Linked DNA regions of Homo sapiens: region 1 is linked to region 2. Evidence: chromatin loops called from intact Hi-C (ENCODE). Cell type or tissue: IMR-90. All regions are shown on one strand. Links, peaks and the distances in the headings refer to the core of each region. The heading gives the core; the rest is flanking DNA. Region 1 overlaps KIAA0825. Region 2 overlaps SLF1 (SMC5/6 complex localization factor 1).

What was found. A loop is a pair of places that touch in the nucleus more often than their neighbours do. Peaks named below come from ENCODE experiments on the same cell type or tissue, not always from the same donor. Only the 100,000 strongest peaks of a DNase experiment are listed, where the experiment ranks them.
Region 1: a loop joins it to region 2, with 1.9 times the contacts of the local background. A loop is called at or near these places in 1 of 110 quality-filtered maps.

Annotation. Positions count from the first base shown.
Region 1 is chr5:94,172,815-94,177,219 of GRCh38, reverse strand. The region is part of intron 20 of KIAA0825; the gene reads left to right. All of the region lies in intron 4 of LOC105379087 (a long non-coding RNA gene), which reads right to left. Among named protein-coding and RNA genes, the nearest start is that of ARB2A, 63 kb to the right of the region's middle. In IMR-90, for the core only: no CTCF peak of the experiment used is centred there; a DNase peak (open chromatin) is centred at 2,289; H3K27ac peaks cover 233 bases.
Region 2 is chr5:94,690,713-94,695,117 of GRCh38, reverse strand. It overlaps SLF1 (SMC5/6 complex localization factor 1), which reads right to left. Exons shown (of 21, transcript NM_032290.4): 19 at 3,462-3,554; 20 at 2,862-3,044; 21 at 1-287. Among named protein-coding and RNA genes, the nearest start is that of SLF1, 74 kb to the right of the region's middle. In IMR-90, for the core only: a CTCF peak has its summit at 1,880 (motif pointing right); DNase peaks (open chromatin) are centred at 1,527, 1,887 and 2,967.

The DNA.
Region 1 (4,405 bases), core at 178-4,177, 520 kb after region 2:
TAGGTTAACATTTTTCTTTATAATATTTGATTGGTGACATTTTTCTAGATTTTAAAAATAATGAAATGATATTGTAACATTGGTTAAAGTTGACCTAATATCTAAACCACAGCTGAATTTTCCACATAAAGCATTTTCTTGATTATTCCTATCATTTTCCAATGTTTTATTATCTGTGGTGTGCATTGGTGTTTTTGTGTGTTTGCTCGGGGTGGGGATACTGTGTAGTAATTTCCCTGTTGTGCTTTTAAATAGGAACTTTCTAGGAACACTAGCAATGGTAATGTCATAGTTACTTACTGAGAGAACTAACCTGAATTCTATGGAGGTATACTGAAGTTTTGGGAAAATGAAATTAGAGATGCAGCATATCTCAGCAGTAATGAATCTGTTTCTGTTGTATAAAACAGGGTTAGGTTGTTCTTCTTAAAAGCAGTTTTTCAAACTTGGTACTTTTTACTGGTCAAGTGTTTATTCCATTGGGTCATTAATCTGTTATATTCCCAAAGTACTCTTTGGGTATAGTTCCTGTTCTAGCTAATGTGAAAGAAGCATTGGTCTATGGCAGATTTTTTTTATGCTTTTTAATGATAATTTTGAATTGTTTAGGTAAGACCCTCTTGAGTATCTCCTAGTGCTTATAAATGAAAAGAGCTAGTAAAGACCTTGTTTATAATGACTGACTTTACAACAAAGTTGGGCATATTAATCAACAATAGACACTGTCAGTTCTATTGCATATTACTAGACTGATGGGGGTGTCTCCACCTGTTTTCTGTTGTTACAACAGAATACCTGAGCCTGGGTAATTTACAAAGAAAAGAGGTTTCTTTAGTTCATAATTCTTCTTGCTAGAAGGTTTAAGATTGGGCAGCTACATCCAGTGAGGGCCTCATGCTGCTTCCACTCATAGCAGAAAGTGGATACATGCAAAGAGATCACATGGTGAGAGAGCAAGCAAGAGAGAGAAACCAGGGAGGCCAGGCTCTTTTTTAAAAACCTGCTCTTGTGGGAAGTAATCCATTCTAATGAGAGTGAGAACTCACCCTTGCAAGAGAGCATTAATCTATTTCTTGAGGGATCTGCCCCCATGACCCAAACACCTCTCAACAGGCCCTACCCCCAACACTGCCACATTGGGGATCAAATTTCAACATGGGTCTTGGCAGGAGCAAACCACAGCAAGGGGATTTAGCAATAAAAAAATTTAATAAATTTGATACGGAATTCAGAATTGTAATACAGTAGCAGAAACACATCATAAAAATTTAGACATCAATGAGGATAACCTTTGAATGTCAACTGCTTATAAATGAATTAGACTTGCTGCATTTTGGCTAAATTTATAGGTTATGGCAAATAAGATGGGAGGGGGCAAGACAGAAGAAACTAGAATGATTTTGTTTACTAAATATCTCAATGTCAACTGTTATTTTTAATGCTTCCTAGATATTTCCCTAAAAATATGAAATTTATTCAACCTAAATTCACGTAAATATAGAAGGAAATTCTTTAACTTGATCAATTAATGAACTTCTTTTGGAAATTAATTTTAACATTAGTCAACTGTTACATTTGAAGTTAGAATTTAAATAAGGGAGAGAAACTTAGAACAGGAGAATACAGGGGAATGCTGTAAGGCTGTGTAGGTGAGAAAGAAGGCTCTCCAAAGTCATAAGGCCTTCTTCCAAGATACTGAGTAGTTGTGCTGGATTATTCTCTTGGGAGTCATAGAAAGAGGTAACACAGTACTTGACTTTCTCTGATGCCAAAAAGCTCTGGAACTGTCAGTCAGAATTTTCTGTATATGACAATAACTGTGGTGCACTCACTGCAAAAATAAAACATTATTAGACGTAATCACACCTTTAGCTGTGATGACAGATGTTAAAATGACTATAAGCAGTTAAAGGGGAAACAGGTCACAGACAGTTATCTGGAAGCAATGAGACAAGGATGTTTGAAGAAATAACCTATTATCTGGAGAATGATAGGATTTTAGGATATGAGAGATAATGGGTGAGCTAATTGGGAAGACAAAACAGCAGGCCAATTTCTAATTAAATTGACAGCATATGTAGGATTTCATTCAGGGAAAGTACCAGTGATCTGAGATGGGCCACCATTTGCTCCATGCAATTCTGCAATGAGAGTGCTGCTGGAAGATGCCTCATAAAGAAGGGCTAGAAACATGGCATAGCTTTTAGGGGCAAGACTTTTTTTCACTGCCTATCAAGATAAATACCATACCAATGATGTGTTCATCCACAATATGGTAATGAAATAGGAAGAGGGCATCCAGGGTGATAGCTGTGAGAGTGAGTCAGTGTATAAATTCTGCTTAGGAAGGAAGATGTTTAAATTTGAAAAAAAATCCATAAGTATTAAAGGGTATTCTTGCTGCCTTCCTATTGTGACACTCATCTGACTAAAAGATAAATCAAACGGAATGGACTGATAGGGTTGGTAACTGGATGTGGTAGGAAGAAAGCTGAATAAATTAGCAAAGGACAGAGTTTTTTTTATTTAAAAGGGTTATAGTTTTCAGATGTTGTTTGACCTCTTAAAGGGGGATAAGCTTGATATTTTTAAAGCAATACTTACATCTGAAATAGTATCACGTACATTTTTAGCTAGTACTCAAACAAGTTCCATATTCTATATAAATGGGGAAATGTAATTCATAATTGACAAGGTATGAATTTTTTACACTTTAAGCCATGAGATTGCCACATCAACAAATGTAATTCCTTAGCAAATATGTCTTATGTTTATATTTATGAAATGTACACAATTGACGCAGAACCCAAAAGGGAATAAGTAAGCATTTTAAATATATATATATATTTACTTGGATTTGCAAACTCCGTTCTGGAAAACATTTATTAAATGAGAAACAAGGAAGGAATGCAAGCAAAATGTGCTTAGAGTCTCAATTTATCTTGGACTTGGTGTTACTTTTCTGGATTTTTCCAAAGCTTAGACTTCCATTGGTTAAAGTGTTGGCCTTTGCTTTGTTTTGTTTTTGTTTTTAACTTACAGAGTACTAGTCTCAAAAGTGGAAATGATAAACTATTAAAACTTCAAATTTATCTATGGGAGCCCCACAGTGCAGTGGTGATTTCATGTTAAATATTTTAAGTTGAAACAGCAAGAAAGAGATCAAGCGAAGTATCTTAGAAAGAGAGACAAGGTCTGGATACGTGATGTATTCCACATTTCATGCAGCTATTGAAAAGGGCAACACAGCTTGCCTAAGGGCCATAAAATGAGTACAGTTGGAGAGTCCAGGCTCCAGAATGAAAACTAGCAGGTTGTGATGATTTGTAGAGGTGTGTATGTAAGCATGTCCAGGAAGCTCTATGTTGCTTTCCCTGTTCTGAGGCTTGCCCTGCCCACATAAGGGTCTCTACTTCACTTCTCTAAGTGTGGTGGATTGTATTTTCTAAAGATGATGGCAGCAGTACACCTACCCACCCATATACTATTTTAAAACCTTGCCATGCCCCCATCAAGAGGTGGAGCCTCGTTTTCCTCCCCTTGAATCTGAGAGCTGATGACTCCTTTGTAACCAATAGAATACTATAGAAGTGGTACTATATGAATTTCAAGGCTGGACCATAAAAAGCAGTGCAGCTTCTGAACTGAGACACTGCTCTTGGAACACTGAGCTGTTAGGTCAGAAGTCCAAACAACGGGGAGCTGCCATGTTATGAGGAAGCCCAGGCCATATGGAAAGACTAAGTGTAGATTCTCCTGGTGACCATGTTAGCTGAGGGTCCCTCAGATAGCCAACATCACCCACTAGATATGTGAATAAAGATGCCTCAGATGAGTGTCTCCCAATCTTTGAATCTCTTTCAGACATCCTGGAGTAGAGACAAACTCTTCCCACTGTGACCTTTCCAATGGCTTTATTGTGCAATAGTAACTGTAACATTAAGAGAAGTATTAAGCAGAAACCCTGAGAAGACAGCCAGGCATCTTTTCTCACTCCCTAGTTTCCTATGGTATTTGCCCTGGTAACAGCATCTTTTCTCACTCCCTAGTTTCCTATGGTATTTGCCCTGGTAACAGAAAGAGCATGATATAGAAGTGTCGCTAATTGTCTCACACTTGCTTAATCTATTTTTATAAATTAAAATAGTTATTTTCTGTAAATTATTCAATAATTTAACTTTATTACTAAAAATAATAGCTTCATATCTAGAAAGCAAGGTATTATGAGGGACAGTAAAATACCAACCCTGATTTATGAGGTATCTCTCATGTGCCAAGCACACTGCCAAATCTTTTCCTAAATTACCTTAATCTTCACAATAACCTTACAAATTAGGTATTATGATCCTTATTTGAAGATGAAAAAACTGAGGCCAATATGAGGTTAATTTACATTACTCAAGAT
Region 2 (4,405 bases), core at 171-4,170:
TTTACAAGCCATAAGCAGTTCATTTAGATGAGTTAACCCTTTGGAAGCTAAAATGAACTCTGAAGATAAATCAAAAATTGAACAAAAATTTAGCAACATCCTACTAAGTAAAAAGGAGCCAAATTCAAGTTGCTGGTAATGAAAATGTTTCTCTGCTTGTGCATGAAAGTTCTCCACTGTATCTTCTATTTTTGTAATAGCAAACAGTTCTTCTTTGATTTGAGGTGAAACCACATAATCCAAGGGCAATTCTCCCTTAGCATTCCTCTGTTGTAAAAGCACTGGGCCTGTGAAAAGAAAATGCAAAATGTTGCAAGTAAAACATTTCTATTTTGGCAGCTTAACAGCTCTTTTCTCCTTTTTCCCAAAGCATCCAGTGCTTTCTTTGCAATCATATTTTGTATTAATTCATGTCGACACAATTAACTGACTATATATATAGACGAATAAAGGTACATTAAAAAAATTCTAGTCAATTACCTAATAAGGTTTCCCCAAACGTGCATGCCTCCGTTAAATAAATAATAAATACAACTACAAATAAAAACTTTTATAAAACTTTATCAACTGTCATTTTAAAATAAGAATTTCAGTGTTCCCAGAAGAAATCTTAAAAATGTATTATTCATCTTATAAATTCTATACAAGAGCCTCAGGGGTATCTCAAAATATCACCAAGAGGAAAAAGTAGTGCCCCTTTCATTGCTAATAAACAATTCTAGCAGTGCAAAGACTACAAAACCTTGCACAGATAGAGAACAGTTTTCATATTACCCTTGCTTGTGTTCAATGTTTAGTACAGGTAACTGGTTCACACAAATTACATATTAATTCTTCTAGATCAAACTCAGATCTCATCCATCTATACTAGTTAAACTCATTTAACTACCTACTTAGAAAGTACTAAAGATAGAGTTTATCCACTAAGTACTAAAGGATGATGTGGAGAAGGCAAAACATAACTCAGTATTTGGTTACATAGCAAAGTATAGGAGTACTTTTGCCTTCATCAGTCAAGTCTTATAATTATTTATGCACTTGGCCATAAAAACGTTACAGGGGATATAAAGATTTTAGTACTAGCAGACATAATCACTAGGTCCTACAATTATAACATAGATCATATTGTCAGAAAGAGAGAACTGATTATAACTGCTAAAATTCATAATGATGACTCTGATCAGACATACATAGTAGCATAGATATAAAATGTACTTAATATAAAAGATCAACCATTGATAATATGATTAATGTATAATTTATGGAAAGAAGATAATTCTAAAACAAAATTAGGCTCCTTTTCACTGTGCCAACATCTCAAAAAAATTGTTCCAAGTTACTTCTGTTTAAAAAAAAAAAAAAAGACAAAATTACGGACACAGGATACCAAAAGTAAACAAACGTTTTAGAGAAATAAATAAATTCTTGAAATTATTGCTCTTGAGGCTGAGTGACTCACAATGAATAGATAATGCAGTTACTTCAATATAAGTGTCAAACCACTTGACAGGTCCAAACCCAGAATATGACTAAGGCAGAAACAAGTCTGTACGACTGCCAAAGGACCTTGATAAAAACAAAAACAATTAGATTTCCTCTTCTAGGAGGAGAAACTCATCTCTTTACTATTCTCCACTAAGAGCCCTAGAAAAATTCACATTGGTTGGTATAATGCCATACTCTACTGAAGAGCTGGACCTAATACAATAATGGCTCCTAACAAATATTGGCCTGAATGCCAGACACACGGCTGAGTAGAAAAATAAAACATTAAGGAGGTAGAACTTATGGTTTAGTAAACACAGAATACTAAAAAAAACAAGGTAGAAGAACTGAAAAACATTGACTATGAAATGATATCAGTAAAACAGACACACTAAGGCCTTTAGGGGGCAGGAGAAGACTATATATAACCAAATGTCTTAAACTCCCATGCTATACAGCCTTCCTTAGATGCATATATACTAAAAAGACATCTTAAGAAAATACGCTTTTTGTCTTTATGCACAATCAAATGTTTTAATTACAGGATAAGATAATGTTAAATTTAAATGTAAAATTAATACAAATAAAAACGACAAGTAATTTCTACAAATCTTTGTTTCCATATTCTAAGCTGGTCATCAGTTTTCTTTTTTTCTTTTAAAAGCACCAATCCGTTTTGAACATTTTGTTGTAAAATTTATATTATTCAGTTTAGATATAAGAAGAATGACACTGAAATAATGTGGGGCCTTGCTGAAAGCAAAGATCAAAAATCAGCAGGAAAAACGCAGATGAATATTCAGCTCAAGTTACCTCCTTCACAAAACCCCTGCATAACAGTTATCACCATTTGAAAATCCTCCTGCTTTAACTTAATTGGCTGCAAAATGTGAATGACGAAAAATATTCTAGGATATCATTTTTTTACAGTCTGTACAGAAATGACTCATTAAAAATAAGATTGAGTTTGTAGTTACATACAGGAAATGAAAAAATCCAGGTAATCACAATTGAACATTTATATCCATTTATCAATAAGCTTTCAGAAATGACTGGCTCACAAAGACATTACACACCTGAAGGAAAAAGATAAATATTTAAAACCAGCAAACTCAATTCAAAAACAGACTCTCATACACGAACCTAAATAGGCTTAATAATATATACATAAACAAATATACATTATGAAAAGGATTTTATCTCTAATAATAAAAGGTGCTTACGTTTTAGGAGACTTTTTATCCTTACTTTTTCATTAATATGAAATAAAGGCATCTTTCCTTACAGATTTTAAACATAAAATGCTATCTACCTCTGCAGGATTCATCAAAAAACTGGATAATTTATCAAAACCCATTTAGCATAAACACACTCACCCCCATGCTGTAGTAGCAGCTTGCCAATTTCTACATGTCCGTTTGACAGTGCATCATGCAAAGGAGTCACCCCGTCCACTTGAGTGAGCAGATCTACCTCTGGACAACGTTGCAAAATTTCCTGGACACACACTGTGTTGCCATAGTTACAGGCTTCATGCAAAGGCGTCCAGCCAGCATTGTCTAAATTAGAAATCAAGGCAAGTTTTAAAACAGCAGAAGTAGGACTTTTGGTAGAAAAGTACTGATGTTCTACTTTTCTCATCAGTGTGACTTTCTAGGTGCTTCATATACAAAAAGAATGCTGTGATAAAAATGTCTAGGGTGTAATCATATTTCTACCTTAAAAAATTAAAATAAAAACAATTTTAAAATATTAATGTTGGGTATTATCAAAATATGGACACCAAAAAATGTTTTTATACCATTAGTTATAAATCAATATATGAGAAATTTCTTGGCTTTGCTAAGAAATTTTTCTTATACTTTTAAGATACCTTAGGTAAATTTACTTAAATAATTTTTCTTAATGTGATATAAAACTGTTTAATATCACAAATATTAAGACATTGGACTAGACCACAAAGATTTAAAACTTACCTTTAACATTGATGTCTATTCCTGGCAAAGAGAGAAGAAGAATCAATTTCTCCACTTGGTTATTTATGCAAGCTCTATGCAGGGCTGTTTCTCCTGCCATAAAAAATTAATAGATTATTCCAGAGAAGACAAGATATCAACTAAAAAAAATAATCAAAGGGCATGAACTAGGAGATCTGGCCCCATGCCAGAAATTTATTTATTGAGTTCTTCTTTTGACTGGTTTAAACATCCCCTGCATTTAAAAAGGCGGGGGTGGGGGGTGGGAAGGGGAAGGACCCCCACCAATCCATACTGCTTCTGTTCTATCAGCAATTCAGCAATGAAATTCTACTGCAAAAGGTTTAACACAGGCATTGTCTCCCCTAGTTCAAGGTTTAAAGCTTCAATCCTGCTATAAAACCCCCAAATGATCAGAGAACACCAAAAATACTGGGTTTTGCAGCAATAAAAGTTTAGAGTGCAATTGCCCTCTCTTAAATTTATTCATGAACCTACATTAAATGTATGGCTCTTTTTTATACAGCATTTATAGCTTAATTCAAATGAATGTTTCTGGCTAAGCATGAGTGCCTCTACACACTCAAGTATAATTCAGAACTTCAAATCCATTAACAGATGGTTTGCTGCTTCTCAATAGGCTGTCTGGCTTGGCTACAACAGCAGAGAGAGGGAGAAATGGAGGAATCTTAATATAAACACACCACACACACACACACACACAGACACACACACGGATGTAAAAAAAAAAAAAATCCCTAGTACCATTTAAAGCTGAACAAGAGTAACAAATAGAAATGACAAGGTTTTTTCTAGGAGAGACGCAATTAATGCCTTCTGGCTAAAATTGTCTATATCCATCACTGTTACAACCAAGATTAATAAGATATAAGTGATTATTTAAGGGGAATTTTAAAAAAATTACTATAAATGACTGCTTAGGA